2 separate regions of the Mus musculus genome follow, and region 1 is linked to region 2. The links are chromatin loops, found by intact Hi-C in ENCODE. Cell type or tissue: left cerebral cortex. All regions are shown on one strand.

What was found. A loop is a pair of places that touch in the nucleus more often than their neighbours do. Peaks named below come from ENCODE experiments on the same cell type or tissue, not always from the same donor. Only the 100,000 strongest peaks of a DNase experiment are listed, where the experiment ranks them.
Region 1: a loop joins it to region 2, with 2.0 times the contacts of the local background. A loop is called at or near these places in 3 of 42 quality-filtered maps.

Annotation. Positions count from the first base shown.
Region 1 is chr5:127,371,532-127,379,531 of GRCm38, forward strand. All of the region lies in intron 2 of Tmem132c (transmembrane protein 132C), which reads left to right. Among named protein-coding and RNA genes, the nearest start is that of Tmem132cos, 94 kb to the left of the region's middle. In left cerebral cortex, a CTCF peak has its summit at 3,506 (motif pointing right); DNase peaks (open chromatin) are centred at 2,944 and 4,308; H3K27ac peaks cover 1,036 bases.
Region 2 is chr5:127,477,009-127,485,008 of GRCm38, forward strand. All of the region lies in intron 3 of Tmem132c (transmembrane protein 132C), which reads left to right. Among named protein-coding and RNA genes, the nearest start is that of Slc15a4, 140 kb to the right of the region's middle. In left cerebral cortex, a CTCF peak has its summit at 4,658 (motif pointing left); DNase peaks (open chromatin) are centred at 935, 4,652 and 7,175.

The DNA.
Region 1 (8,000 bases), 110 kb before region 2:
GGTAGGTTTTATTTATTTTTGTCTTGGAATTTTTTTTTTATTGAGGCAGGGTCTCTCACTATCTCACAACTCACACCATAGGCAAGGCTGGCCCACCAGTGAGCTCCAGGAATCCACCCATTTCTACCTGCTCAGTGCTAGGAATCCAGTCATGTAGCACCATGCCCAGCATTTTATGTGAGCACTTCATTTGAACTCAGAGCCTCATGCTTGTGTACACAACACGTTCCCAGCTGAAGCATCTTCCCAAATCTGCATTCTATTCATTGACGCTGAAACCCATAGTGCTGCTGAAGCTGGCCTTGAACACACCATGTAGCATGGACTGGTCTAAAATCCTTCTTCCTCAGCCTTGGCAGTGCTGGAATGACCAATGTGTGTCACCGTGCCCTGGGCAATGTTCTTGGAATGTTCATGTGTTAGTACACAGCTATTCTGTTGGTCTGACATCATTCTCCAGGGCTCCTGAATTTTAAGTAGGTGAACTATGTGTCTTGTCCCCCCAGGAATTATTAGCCAAGTCCAACTCTTGGCCAGAGGGAAAAGGGGCATTTACAGAGTTTCTTGCTGATGCAGGCTGCCATTCCAGCCAGTGCTTCCTGAGTTCTTAGAGAAGTTGAGTGTATGCCTCCGAGCCTCCTCTGGACAGGTGGGTTGGAGTCTACCTCAAGAGGCATGGGGAACTCTGCCTAGAAAGGCAGGTCCTGAGTTTTGGGGACATGGAGGTAAACAGAAGAAAGGTATACAGCAGACAGGGACAAGGGAAGATGGCTGCAGCTCTCAGCTCTCCAGATCTCATCCACCTCCCTTCCCCCAGAGCTGGGATCCTTGTCTCTCTTGCCTTCTCCCTCCATGGTCTCTATATCTGTCTTATAGAAAGAGCTTCTTTCCTTAATTCTTTCCCTGGAGAACACCTAGCTGTGAGGCCAGGATGCCCCTGCCCTGATAGAAACATTCACAACAGTGATGTGCAGGAGGCAGGGACCAGTGATGTGCAGAAGGCAGGGACCATGCCTCACCTTCCTTCAGATCCCTGCGGCCACCACCACATTGCTGTGACACAACAATATGTTAACTGATTTCTCTTCTCTCGAGTTTCCCAGAGGAGATCTTTGAAAATAGAACTTGCTGCAGACAAAAGAATGTGTGGTCTTTTATACTAGTCTTGCTGAGTGCAGCCAGGGTGGAACCTGTGGGTCCCAAGCGTCAAAGCTCCAAGTCGTTTTGGACACTGTGGCTTGGGTGGTCCTTGTGGGCTCCTAAACAGTTGTGTTTCCATGGCACTTGGAAAATAACTCAGTCCTTTCAACAGACAATCCTACAGATGATAAAATGAGGCCACTGAGAGAGGAGGCATGCGTCCATCACACATAGCCTGGTTACAGCTGAAATGGTGAGGGGATTTGCATCCAGAAGCCTCTGGGCTTGAATGACATCCCTTTGGCATAGATTGTCATTACCTCTCTCATTTTCTGCTCGGGGAGCCCCAGTGTCTCCTGCCTCTTGCCCTTCGTAGAGTCTAAAGTAGATGTCTCTCTTATAATGAGTCCAGTAAATGGCCTGTAATTGAGTTGCTTTGACTTTGTTTGGGCCACACAGCCATCTCTAATCTATTTACAGTGGCCAGTGAATGCAAGTGTGTTTATCCACCAAGCTATTCTTAAAGCTGGAAGAGGTGAATAAATCTCACCAAAGCATGTTAAGGGTGCGTGCATATGGCTTCATCTGGGAAAGAAATGAAAAGGAGGTGCTAAAGAGGAGGGGGGTCTCGTGAGTGGGGCAGGGGCGAGCAGTAGGTGTGCACTCTGGCTGCAGCCTCACAGAAGAGAAGAGAAGCTCAGAGATAGGTCCTGAGGTTCAAAGCCAGCACCACAGTTTCCCAGCTGTATGACCATGACCAGTTCCACAGCCCCTCTGAGCCTTGGTTTCTGCAGGTGGATCATCACAGAACCCATGTCCAGTGGTATCTTGAGACTTCAATCTAATAGAAGTTTATTACATTAGGCACCTATTACACTTTTAATAAATATGAACTATTTTTATGTTACTCTTACGTGTATCACACATGCGTTTTCTTGGAAGTCCCACAAAGGCATGCTGGGCCTTCTTTCTGATTGAGAGCTGAGTTGAGCTGGGGGCATCTGACTGGTGAGCTCCCGTCTCTAAGGCAAGAGCAGCATGCTTGGGGAAGACAGTTGTCCTTGCTGTCATTGAGATCAGCTAAGGATTAGTTTCACCCCACTTCCACAAAGATACTTGATAATATATGTGCATGCTTCTCGATGTTGTTGCTGGTGGGTGGAAGCTGGGGAGAGGGTATTCGGTACATAACAGTGCACAAGGCAGTCTCCTTCTCTGTTGAGAATGAATGAATGAATGAATGAATGAATACAGCTCAAAAGAGCTGCTCATGACCACCAAGGTGAGAGTTAGACACAGTTGCTTCTCAGACCCCAGAGCCCATGCCTGTCACAGAGACTCAAAACTGTGCCCTGTGTGTCTTTTAAAGGCTGCCTGTTAAGGACAGAGCATCCCTTCTCGACGAGGCAAGGACTCTGTTTCCCACATGTTGGCTGAGTATAATGTGGCCACAAGCTGTTGAAAATAGAGGCCAATTTTCCCGTTTACCAAAGAGAAGGGGCCTCATCTAGTTAGACTAGAACTTTGTAATGAGTCCATCTTAACATCTCTGCTTTAAAAAAAAAAGTGATCATCTGGATCATTCAGATGGAAGCTGTCCTTGCTATCGGCTTGCACTTTACTCTCAGGTCCCTTTATTATCTGTTAATGAACACTTCCTGGAACAAGGCTTGGTCACGTGGCTGATCTTGCAGTCCGTGGATCTGTGTCAGAGTCTCTGAGATGAACGACTTCAAGATGGAGTCCAGATGACAATTACGTCATCCCGAAGTGCACAGGGGGAAGATGAGTCACCCATGAGGACTGAGTTATAAATGGGACCGTGGGAGGTCACGTTTTGGCTCAGCAGAGCTGTTGGATGAGAGGTGCTGGGGGAGGAAAGCAGCCTGGCTCCTCCTCACTCTCTTCATGGTTTGAAGTCGCTGAAGAATTTAGGACAATATTTCTTCCCACCCTCTCCCAACAACAAACCTCCTGTTGGTATTTAACGCTTTAATGGCTCACCTCACAACGGGTATGCTGTTGTTACCCACTGTAGTTACCATATTGTGATTCTTCTCAAGACTGGAGACTTTCTACGTAGACAAACTATGTATCTAAATTGGACAAACTACGTATCTATAGCAAATAAATGTGTTCTTTGCTACACTCCCTGCTGTATCTTCTGAAAGCTTCCCTGCCTTCCCTGTCCCTGTAGATGGCCCCACACACTTCCTATCTGGTATGGCTCTTTGTTTGCTCAAAGAAAAAAGTTAATTTAACTGTTTACTTAGCATCTTTAATTAAAAAGATTTATTTATGTGTGTGAGTATTTTCCTATATCTGTTTGTGCACTAGGTGTGTGCAGTGCCCTTCGAGGCCAGAAGAGGGCATTCACATCCCCTGGAATTGGAGTTATAGATGGCTATGAGCCACCAAGGGTTCTGGGAACCAAATCTGGGTCCTCTGCAAGAGTGGCCAATATTCTTAACCACTGAGCCATTTCTCCAGCCGAAGCATCTTTAATGTTTACATTGGGCAAGCTATTTGGGCTTGTTCTTATTTAAATAAATGAAGGTTTTGCTAAACTGGAAGTAAAGTGAATCAAATCACACTTGGCAGAAAGAAGTGTCATCAGGATCATGTCAGGCAGCCTCCTCCCTGGGAGGAAACTTGAGACCTCTGGGAGCTCAGAAAGGAAGGAAATGAGTGCTTGTCTCTGTCTCTGGAGCAAGATGGCTTCAGAATTCCCTTGCTCTGGCAGAAAAGGGAGTGATGAAGATGGATGCCAGGATGAAAGGGGCCTTGAGCCTCTGCACTTTCCAGCATCTCTTGTGCAGGACAAGCAGATTCAGAAGCAACTAAAAGGGGAACGCTGTCATTCTGATCAGCATAGAGGAGACATGCTGTGGTCTGCCTGAGAAGTCTTCTCTGCCTCAAACCGTGCCCATTGCCCTTGAAGAGCATGTCTCTTCAGCTTCCACCAACAGCTTAAGCAGGGGGCTTGCAAGGGTCACCCTCCTCAAACTAGCTGCTCACACTGCTGCTGCAGCCAGTTTCCATGTCACCCAAGCCAGCTTGTGTGTCACCTTGAATAATACTCAGCCTGTTTAGGCACACTCATTCCTCTTCTAGCCTTGTATCTGGCCAGATGGTGATTCAGAAAGAGACGGTGGTATCTCTGCTGAAAGCTAGTTGCTTCCTGGCCTGTAGGCTGCTGCTGCTGGGATAACACGAATGCTTCTAGGAACAGGGATGCGGATCCTCCCACAGAAGGGAAAGGGAGAGGCAAACCAACCAAGATGCCCAGTGTCACTGTGGGTACCTCCCACAGGCAGAGAAACCCATTCTCTCTTGTGGCATACTCTGGTGGCTTTAAATGAAAAGCAATAGGTAAATATGTTAGGACTATTTCCAGCAACTGGTGTTTGAGGCTCCACTCATAGGACCTGTGATCTTGCCTTCTCCTTGATGCTACCCTAATGGGACCACTGTGGAGGCTGGCTAGCAGGATTCATCCTGGATCAGCCTTTTAGTTTTAGGGAAGTTTGAGCCCCCACGAGCCTCAGTCTACTCATATGGAGACAGAACTTGAAGTCTCAATGTCCTCTGTCACCTTTGCCCCATTGCAACTCACCTCTTCCCTCCGTAGGTAGAATTCTTGTTGATTTCTGGTTTATTTTCCCTTCTCCTAGCTTCTGTTCTGTTTGTTCTGTTCTGTTTTTTTTATTTCTTTGCAGTTGATAATACACTCTGAGCAAAAGCAACTCGGGGATGAAAGGTTTGTTTAGCTTATACTTCATGGTCACAATCCATCATTGAGTAAACTCAAGACAGGAACTCGGGCAGGAATCTGGAGGCAGAATCCATGGAAGATGCTACTCACTGGCTCACTCATATGCTCATGCTTTCTTATATGGCTCAGTATCAGCTGCCTAAGGATAGTGCCGCCCGCAGTGTACTGGACCCTTCCATATAAATTAACAGTCAAGACAACCTCCTACGGTCACACCCACAAACCAATCCAATAAAGACAGTTACTCTGTTGAGACATCCTCCAGTTGAGTTCTAGGCTGTGTCGGGTTTTGCTAACAACAAAAATTAGAATTCTGCTAACAATTCTGCTAACTACTAAATAGAATGTGTTCTTTCAAAAACTGTCACGCTTGAACGTAACCTCACACAACTTCTCAGTGGGCTTTTTTCTCTAAGGAAAGTGGGTCTGGACCTTTCAACACCATGAGTGCCCCCCCCCAAATAAACCAAAGGGAAGGCTTGTGGCAAGGGTGGGGGTCTGTCTGGAGGAGGAGGAGATCATTAAGAAATGTGACCTGTGGTTCTGGGAACAAGTGTATCTATACTGAGGAGGAGGTCACATGGAATTAACCCTGTAACATTGCATTTGCTCTACTGCCATACTGTGTAGACAGCCCAGCTCTCTCCATTCACAAGGAGATGCTACAACCATTGGCCATTTAATTCCCACCTCATCTCGTCCCAGGAAACTGAGATTTCACAGGTAGGGAGAGGGGTAGAGAGGAAGGGAGGGAGGGAGGGAGGGAGGGAGGGAGGGAGGGAGGGAGGGAGGGAGGGAGGGAGGGAGAGAAAGAGATTGAGAGATTGAGACAAGGTTTTACTCAAGCTTTTTTGGAGCTATGTAACCCAGGCTGGCCTTAAGCAATCCTCGGGCCTCAGCCTCACAGGTGCTGGATTTATAAGTACAGAACCATGCTTGGTTCTGTATTATGGTATAGTTAATATTATTGAAGTATCTTAGAGATCATCTTGTTTTTAGGGGTTGGAGTTTCTTGTTTCTGAGAATATGTGTATGGGGTTCAGAGAGTGAAGCATCTTGGTGTCTGCTGCTTCCTAGCAAATGGCTCCATAGCTCAGAAAATACCTTTGCGTGCGTGCGTGCGTGCATGCGTGCGTGCGTGAGTGCGTGTGTTGACATGTGCTCACACACACACACACACGATAGATAGATAGATAGATAGATAGATAGATAGATAGATGATAGATAGATAGATAGATAGATAGATAGATAGATAGATAGATAGATAGATAGAATTTTCCTTTTATCCACTCCCCATAAAACACACACAAAGTAGACCCCAATGTTAAATCTACATGGGGCACCCTTAGGAAATGACCATCAGTCACAATCAAGAATGCCTTAGGACTTTATGTTAGAGATAGGAGTGGCCAGGAGAAGATGTTTGGGAATCGCAGGACCTTAAATCCATGCTATCGGGGTGGGGTGGGGGTCCTCTTTCCCTTAAGGTCAATCAAAGCCACTTTAAACACCATTCAAAGAACTGGGGGCTGGAAGTGTGGCTCACTGGTAGAGCATCTGCTTAGCTTATGTAGGCCCATTTCAGAGCAATGAGACCACAATTAGCAATAATTAGAAGTGGCCTGCCTCTGGAAAACCCTCACCCAGAGTTTTGAGGTCCAGGTACTCGCTTGGCTGTACCACCTTCTATCCTTGATCAGTCTCTAAGAAACAGGAAGCAGAGCTGTTGCTAAGGAAGTGGGTCCCCCCCCCCTGTATAAAGTTACAGAAAATATTACATTAAAAGAAAAACATACCTACAACTTTTTCTCTCCCTCTAGATTGCTACCACTTCGGCATCTAATTTAACCAGTTCAGCAGTGTGTACATTCAAACAGAATTGAACAGATTAAAAGAGAAGGGTGTGGCTCTGAAGGTTCAAGTCGCCTCTTTTCGCTCCTCTTGGGTTACCTCCTAGAGGTGTATGCTCATCTATATTTTCTGTCCTTTCAGCAAATGATAGACAAAAATCTTCCCTGAGAGGGTATGGGCTTGATGTGGGATGACCCTGTGCCCAGCATAGGGACCAGGACATTTGAGAAGCAGCCTTGACCATCCAAAGAGACCCTTTCCTCCTCTGGATCCCTGCTCCAACTCTGCACTCGCCGGCAGGTTTTACTTGGCTGTTAGTTAATGGAAGGCTTGCCCCAGTGTCTGTGTTTACAAAGCCTCCAGGGAAAACCTCTCTAAGCGCTCTGGCACTCACTCTGAACTCCATATGGAATAAGGAAAAAAAAAAAGTGTTCCATAATGGAGTCATAATGGTGATTATAAAAAGCCCCCTCCCTCCTGGGAATTTTACACTGGCTTCTAGAATGTTCTGTCTTCAAACAAGCAGCCAAGCCCATTTATGGAACATCAAAGGAAGGGCCACAAAGCACCACGGAGTGACAGTCACGGAGGCCTAATGAGTGTGAGATGATTAATCTGTCACCTTTTCAGTCACTGGAGACTTCATAGTAATAACTGTGCTTTCTGTGGGCCTCTGCTTATTCCCCTTAGACTGAGGTGTAAGAAACCAAGGGCTGCCTGGATGGTGTGAGTTGGGTTTGTAGGACGACACTATCTTTCTTCAAAGCAGTTTGCCTTCTCAGACATGGTAACGAGGCCACCCGTTTTCAACAGACCGAGTGTATAATTTGCCCAAATTGCTAGTAGTCACAGAGCAGTCAAATTCCGCAGTGCTGTGGCAACAGCTTCCTGTGGCTTTCCCATGTTACTCTTATCTGCTCACCTTAAGTCCCAGAACCAAGGTGATATGGACCAGGCTGTGAGAGATGCAGGGAGATCATCCAGATCTGGGCTAAGACTTTACAGACATGATGGGTCTCCTTTTCAATATAGGGAAACTCATGAACCAGCACCAACTGATCATGCAGCTAAGGGCCATGTATTCCCATATACCACGCAGACCAGACCACCAGGTGCCCATTCTGCTGTTTTCCCCCCAATTTGTCTAAATCTCTTCATCTCTTTGACATAATCAAATGTCTGCTGACGTGACTCCAAAATGAAAACAATGTGGGTCAGCACCCTGGAGAATGAG
Region 2 (8,000 bases):
GCAAGTTCACTAGAGAAGTGCTGTGTGTTATTAAGTCCAATAAAGGACGGTATTACTTGAATCTGGGTCAATTGCTTGTAAGCAAGGCCGTGTTTAAAGTGGTATGAATTAAAGAGAATCTGCTCTGCACTACAAACCCAGTGCGGTCTGGCTCCCTCCTGCAGCTAGACTTCTGCTCTCATGTGCTCAGGAACCAGTCGGGAGCGTCGTGTGCGCTAACACACAGGATCCATCTCTGTTGCCGTGATCCAAGGGTAACAACAGCAACCAAAGATCAGGGTTGGCCAGGCAGAGGCAGGAAGGGAGTGCTTCCTAACCTTTAAAATGTCACCAACAGGGAGGTGGCACCATCATACTTATGAACAAAAGCTCACTGGCAAAATGTCTAGTTGGAAAATGGAGAAGACAAGGGTGGCCATTTAGATACATTAAAAACATAAAGACTGGCTGTGTATATGATCTTTTGGTCTCTATACGCCTCAGAGTCTGGTCACCATAGATCAGGGACCTCAGGCACCCACTTCCTAATCGCCATGTGCCCATGTGTCCTCATTCCGTCGCCTTGCCATTCCAAGTCTTCTGAAAGTGACACCCAGACTCCCTAAGGCGGGAAAGGCTTTGAATCTTTTGTTCAGAAGAAAAGCTAACAACTCGTTCAAAAGAAACAATTAAAGCAGTGTGGGAAGACACACTCCCAGCAGAGAGGATATCTGAATAACTTTGAATCAGTCAGGTCTGGCAGACCTCACACCCTTCTCAAAGACAGCGTAACACGTTTTTGTTATCAATGGCAAAGCCATTGGTGCCTTTCCCGGGTAGTCGGATAACTTTCCCCTTTTGTTCCCAGGGATCACATTAATTCTTCATAAGTGGTCCTTACTATTCCGTACTTGTTCTGTCTCAAGTGCAGCATTTTCTCACCAGCAGTGTATAAATTAGGCCAGCTAAATGGCAGAGACAACTCATCCATCATGTCCTTAATTTTCTACCCTGGGAGGATGCGCTGGTGCTTAAGTAAGGATAAAGGCAAGTCACGCCCGGTCCTCTGTGGGCTGCTGGGGCGTGTATTCCTACTCTCCACACAGGGAGGCGGCTATCAGGGACCAAGGTGCTCACTATATAGACGGAGGTGGTTTCTTTTATTAGTAAAAGGGATGTTTCTGTGACAGATAGAACAACCCCCCCTCCTTCTCCCTCCCCCTCCCCCTCCCCTCCCCTCCCCCTCCCCCTCCTTCTTTTACTGGAAGCTTTACTCAGCAAAGATGCTGAGTGCTCAGACTCCTGCTTTGTCCCTCCATCACCCCCAAAGTGTAGCTACGCCCACTTCCACCCACAATGGCTTATCCCCTACTGAGAACTCCAGCCACTGGGATTAACCGTGGTGAAACAGAAAACCTGCCTCCTCTTCTAAAGGGACACTGAACCTGCACCTATCATTTCTCGTGAGCAGAACAGGCTCGTGGCCACACCTCCCTGTAAGAGAGGCTGGGAGATGTCGGCTTTGATCTTTGATTGTCACAGCCCAAGCCGTCAAGAGCACAGTACAAAGGAGGAAGAGCTAAGGGTGTCTACCGCAAGCAGGGCTCTAATAATAGTGAGTCTTAACGCGGAAGGTGGGCCCTGTGAGGCAGAGGGTCACCAGGATTGAAGGTGAGACTGGAATCCGAGGGAGTCCACTGAGGCCCAGCCAGTAAAATGTCAGTGGGCGGGGGCGGGGGGTGAACCTAGAGAAGACAGCTGGCTCATCAGTTAAAGTACAAATGTGAGGACCAGAGTTAGGAGTCCCCAGGAAACCCATGTACGTGCTGGGTGGGTAGGTGTGGCAAGCTACCTCTAATTCCAACCTCAGAAGGTAGGAACGGGGGGGGGGGGGTAAGAAAGAGGTCCCCAGAGTAAGCCTAGTCCTATCAGTGAGCTCTGGGTTTGATTGAGAGACCTTGCCTCAGGGACTAAGGTAGAAAGGTAGAAAAGTGATGAAGGGTGATTGATCCTTGCTCTCAACTACAGGCCTGACATGCGCATGCCACCATGCCTATGCAGAAACTAACAAACCGTACAGGCATATATAAATGCACACACCGCAGGCGCACACAGGAGATACACATCGTGAAAACGAGGGCTCCTCTACAAAGAGCAGATTCTTCCAGATGTTTCAGGCACTTGGCATAGCAGTTCCAGCCAGCACTAGAGTGGCTTGGTGTGGTGGGACAGTTGTGATACTAAGGCCAAGAGCTCATGTGTGCTCCTGGTAATAATGACAGGAACAGCTGTGCAAGCCCCAGACCTCCTCTCTTTGCAGGGCAAAGCCCCTGCTTTCCTGGCGTGTTCTGTGCCCTTTCTGGGCCAGGCAGGTGGTGATAGAACAAGCTCCCATTTGTCTTATGATCTTGAGAATGGTCACTGTTAACTCCCCATGGTCCCTGTTCGTATTGATTACTTAACTCATTGCTATGTGCGATGACATAACACCTTACGGAAGCAACCGCAGAGATTGATTCTGGCTCCCAGTGGGCACAGTTCATCACAGTAGGGAAGCCATGGTGTCAGTAGGGAAGCTTTCACTGTGGTGGCAGGGGCAGGGCTAAGGTGGTCACATAGCATCTGCAGTCAGGAAACTGATAGAGATGATGCTGGTGCGCAGAGCATCACTGTCTGTTTGTTGTGGTGGTGGTGGTGGTGGTGGTGGTTCGGTCCTGGGATGCTGCCACCTACAAGCAAGACGAGCTAAATCCACAGGCCATAGACATGCCTCTGGGTGCATGTAGATTCTGTCAAACTGACAGTCGGTAGTAACCATCACACATTCTATCAAATGGGCGTGTTATTACTATGGTGGGAGACTCCTTAAAATCCCAGCATGGAGCGGAGAGGCGGGCACAAAGTCCCACAGCTAGCTCCGGAGCTGTTGGCAACCAACAGTTACTAGGAGAATGAAAGTGGTTTTCTTTAAGGATACGGACCCCTGGTAGGTTGACCATACTCCAATGAGGACCACATAGGCAAGAGTATGTGGGTAGCATGGATTGTATTCAATAAATTTTTTAATGACACAAAGTTAGGTGGGTAGGGAAGAGGGGGGTGGCTATGGAAGGAATTGAGATGAGACATGAATGTGATCAAAAAACATTGTATAAAAATTTCCAAGAGCTAATAAGATGAGAGAAATAAGATAAAATATTTATAGACCAAGAAAAAAAAAAGGAGAACCCTGAGTCCTGGATATTAGCAGGAGAGGCTTGGCATCTGTTACATTTCCTGATACTTTCCACTGAGCTAGCAAATTGCATCACACACCCAAAATCCCAACACTGAGGAGGCAGAGGCAAGGGGATCTTGAGTTTTGCACCAGCCTGGGCTACACAGGGAGACCCTGCCTCCAAACACCAATATTGAAAGCAAGCAGTTCTCTTAGAGTTGTTTGACTGTCTGTCTGATGGCATCCACCCTGACTGACAGCTGTAAAGGGCTTATTCTCCATAGGAACTCCAGTCTCATCATCAAGAGCCATGGGGTACCAAGTCTCATAAGAAAATGCTGTAGAGCTGGAGAAGTAGCTCGGTGGTTAAGAACAACTCGCTGTTCTTGCAGAGGACTCATGTTCGATTCCCAGCATCCACGTGGAGACTCACGCTATCTACAGCTGCCGCTCTAGGAGATCTGACACCGGGTACTGCATGCACATGGCTCACATACATACATATATACATACATACATGCATGCAGGGAAGCCACTCATGCATATAAAATAAATATATATTTTTTTTAAAAAATTAAAAGTTTCAGCATAGCTGGGTGGTTGAGACAGGGCCCACAATGTGGAGTTTGTGCCAGCGTTTGTCATACAGACTTCTCTTAGCTTCAGTTTCTTTGCCTCTAAGAGAGAGGTGTTGTTTTCCCACTCCCTGAGGTTGCTGTCAAGAGCAAATGACTGGCGTGTTCAAATGCTTGGCCAGTCGTCAAAGTGCAATTAGGAAAGCCGAGGTTTGCTCCCCTCATCCTCCCACCTGGGTCCTTGGCCTTATGTAATCTACCCTCGTCATTGTGAGCTGAGCCGGTGGCTTGCTTTTAATCAGTATTACTGCATGCGTCGCCTCTGTGATTAGGCAACAAAGGCTGTGCTTATGTGTTGCTAGAAGCCCATTGTCTTCCTGGCTTGCATGTTGGCACAGCCGGCCTGGCAAAAAGTAGAGGGTCTGTAGCCAACAGCATAGGAAGAGCTGAAAGAACCAGTCCAACAGCCGCAAGGGATGGGACCCCTCTAATAACAGTGACATCCTGGAGACAGATTCCTTCCCACTTGACATTCCTAGAAGGTCCCAACCCCTTTCAGGCACCACACTCTCATCCTTGGAGAGACCTGGAGAAAGGAGACAAGTACTTTGTATATAGCAATGCAAACTCCCCAGATATGCTTAGGCACACCAGGATTGCTGGCACAGACTCTTTGTTGTGGAAAACTCCAAATAAAAGCAGGCAAACGTGAGGCATAAAATCCCTCATGACTTGGGGGGCTGCAGGGGGAGGACTGGAGTGATGGCTCAGCAATTAAGAGCACTTGCTGCTCTTCCAGAGGATTTGGGTTCTATTCCCAGATTTCTCACAGTAGCGCATAACCATCCCTAACGCCAGTTCTAGGGTATTTGTCGCCCTCTTCTGGCCCATATAGGTATTGCATGCACATGGCAAACATACATAGACATGTGCAGGCAAGTAAGTACTCATACACATGCCAGAAATAAAATGGAAAAAAAAAAAAGTCCGCATATCTTTATGGAATGTTACAACTTGTAAAGTGTTTCCTATAGCTGCCTCCTTGCAGAGCCATCTCAGTAAACCCCTGAGGCAGGAGAGAGTAGTGGAGAAAGCAGGAAGCAAGGACCCTGAAGGGGGCTTACCCACAACCAACCAGCAGGTTAGAGGTAGCTGGTGTTGTTCTCCATACTCCTAAGACCCAAGACACTGTGGTCTGTTTGGGAGATTCCTCTTTGTAAAACCCCAAAACATGCATTTTCTGCCACGATTGGACCCTACAAAAACAACATGAGAATGTGAATATAATCTGAATGATTAGAAATTTTCAAAGCGTCTCTGAACTTCTGGCCTCTTGGAATTTTAGATTAAAGAAGGATCCTGTGGAAAATCCCACTGACAGAAACCGAGAGTCGACTACAGAGAAATATAATTGATGCTTTATGCACATATGTCTGGCAACTTATTTGGCTTTTTGTGTGCTCCCCTAAGGAACTTCATGACCCTTTAAGCCTGAATGCACCTCTCTTTGTCTGTTTTGTTTAAATATACCAGTTGTTTCTATTAGTCTCTGAAATGTGTGATATTGTTAGCCCTGTGTCACTGCCACCATTGGAGGTGACCTGGGCTGGGGTGTTGTGTTTGTTCTTCTCAGCCTGGCAGGTCCCAAACTAACATGACATTTCCGAGAGACCCTGGGGATGAGTTGCAGGGTGTGGTTAGTTTTACTTAAGATTGTTTTCTGTGGTGGACTCTCCTAGCCAGGAATAGGAGGGGGAATAACCACAGGTCTAGTTCCTCATCCCTTCTGCTCAGAAGCCAGCCTGCCAGTGTGCAGACCCCAGCATTCCTGCCTCCTGAGGAACTCTGGTGGTTTGCTGGCTTCTCTGTCTAACTTCTCTCATCTGTGGATGGAGAATAGGAATCAAAGCGACACCAGACTGCTGCGAGAGATGCAGAGTGCTTTAAAGAGCACCAGAGACATCCAAGCCTTTGTGTCGCTGAGGGTTAGCGTTAGGGTTTATGGCTAGAGGTTGGGCTGGAGTTGGAGGTGGAAGTTGGGGTTAGGGTTGAGTTTTGGTTTGGGTAAGGATTCGGGTTAAGGGTTAAGGACTAGCGTTAGAGTTAAGGCTAAGGTTAGGGGCTGGGGTTATAGTTGGGGTTAGGATTAGGGTTAGAGTTGAGGTGAAGTTGGGGTAAGGTTAAGTGTTCATTTTAGGATTATTGTTAAGAATTAGGGTTAAGATTATAATTAGGGATTTGGATTTAGATTAGGGTTAAGGGTGAAATTGGGGTAAGGCTAGTGTCTGGAGTAAGATAGATATTAATTTTAGGATTATTGCTAGAAATTGGGGCTTAGATTACAGTCAAGGATCAGGGTTGGGGTTCAGGATTCTGTATTATGTTAGGGGTTAGTGGTCAGGTTTTGCATCCAGGCTAAGGGTTCAAATTAGTATGGTTCTTTTGGTGGCCTCTGAAGTGAGTGTTTATATGAGAATTTAGTGTTAGGATTGGCAGTGTTTGCTTGTTTGTTTTTAACTTACTTCTACTTATTTCGTGTTTGAGTGTTTTGCTAGCATGTTATGCAAACCACCCTTTAGCCTCGTGCCTTTGCAGGCTGGAAGAGGGCATCAGAACTGGAGTTACAAAGAGTTGCAAGCTGCCATTGTGGGTGCTGGGAATCGAACCCAGGTCCTCTGGATGAGGAGTCAGTGTTCACCATCCAATCATCTCTCCAGCTTCTCATTTGCTTGGTATTTCAAGGTTTAGTTTTATTCATCCCAATGCCTGTGTGTCTGGATACATATTTTGATACCCGTGTGCCAGTGCCAGTGCACATGGATGCCAGAAGATCTCCCTGGGGCTGAGTTACAGGCAGTTGTGAGCTGCATACAGGAGTGCTGGCAACCGAACCCAGGAAGTATACTGGAACAGGAAGTGCTGCTGAGATGTCTCTCTAACCCAGAGCTGTTGGTGTTGCTTCTAGGACCACCCTCTTAGAAACTGGGGGGAATCTAGGCTGCTGCACCCATCTCCCAATCCAGTCCAGCTCAACGAGTATTTAGGAAGCACACAGTTCAACTCTGTATCTCCTCGCCAACCCGCACAGCCAGTCCTTCCATATCTCTGGGGACCTGAGGCATTCGGCCCTGAAAACACTGGGAACGGAGGGAACCGCATCCAAGGGTGCTTCTGTGCACCTTCCTCATTCGCCAGAGGCCACCTTCTCTGTGCCTTGCAGTCCCTTCTGAGTGCTGTGTGCTGTGTGCACCAAGCCTTCTCAAACACATCTCCATGATGGTCATGAGGGACTTTGAAGCAGGGACAGGAAAAGCATCTGGATTCTGTCTTGGCAGTTGGTCAAATCCTTTTGGAATCAGTGACGTGTGATAGGCTCTGTGGGTAGAACATTCCAGGCAGAGGGGCTGGTTTTGGACACAGTCTGAAGTTGTTACCATGGCCCTGGGCTGCTGAGTGGGGTGTGGAAAGGGACAATGGTGAATCTTGTCAGAGAGGAAAGAGGGGACAGGAGTGACCTGATTGACAGGGAGAGTCCCTCGTGGGCACTCGGACCAAATGCTTTATTGTTCATCTGCAACAACAGGTGCAAGTGTGTTCTTTAATACCGTCTCTTTAAAAAGCCAGATGTTAAAAACACTAAGGAGCTAGTCCACAGCCCAGCAGAAATTGCTTTCCCCCACTGACCGCAGTGAAGTGCTCTGCAGACCACACTTTGAAAGCATCAGATGGTGATTTGCTGTGCTGGAATGAAAAAGGAGCAAGTTGGAAGGAAGACGAGTGATCTATCTTCATTTATACCAGAGACCGTTTGTTAGCCAGATGACAGGAAGGCAGCTCCCCTGAAGGTACCCTGCATGGAGGGGGCTGTAAAACCCAACTAACAGTCTGGTAAATAAAGAGGGGCGGCAAACATCTGCAGAGGAGGAAGGATAAAGTCCAAGGGTTTCATTGTCTTTGTAGAAACTTATTTGCGCTGGGCCCAGATTAATTTTTCATTGTCTCCAGTTAAATGGGGGGGGGGGATTGCTTACACAGCTGCCTCGACAGAGCCTTGATTGTATTACTGCTGTTGCCAAAATCATAAAAGAAGGGGGCAGGGCGGAGAGAGACATTCAATAAAATCAAAAACCAACTTCAGATGCGATGGAGTCGCCAGCCCGAGGAGTCCTGGGGTGAGCGTTTTTCTGCTCCACCGTCTCTTTGATCAGCTTTGATGTCCTTTTCTGATC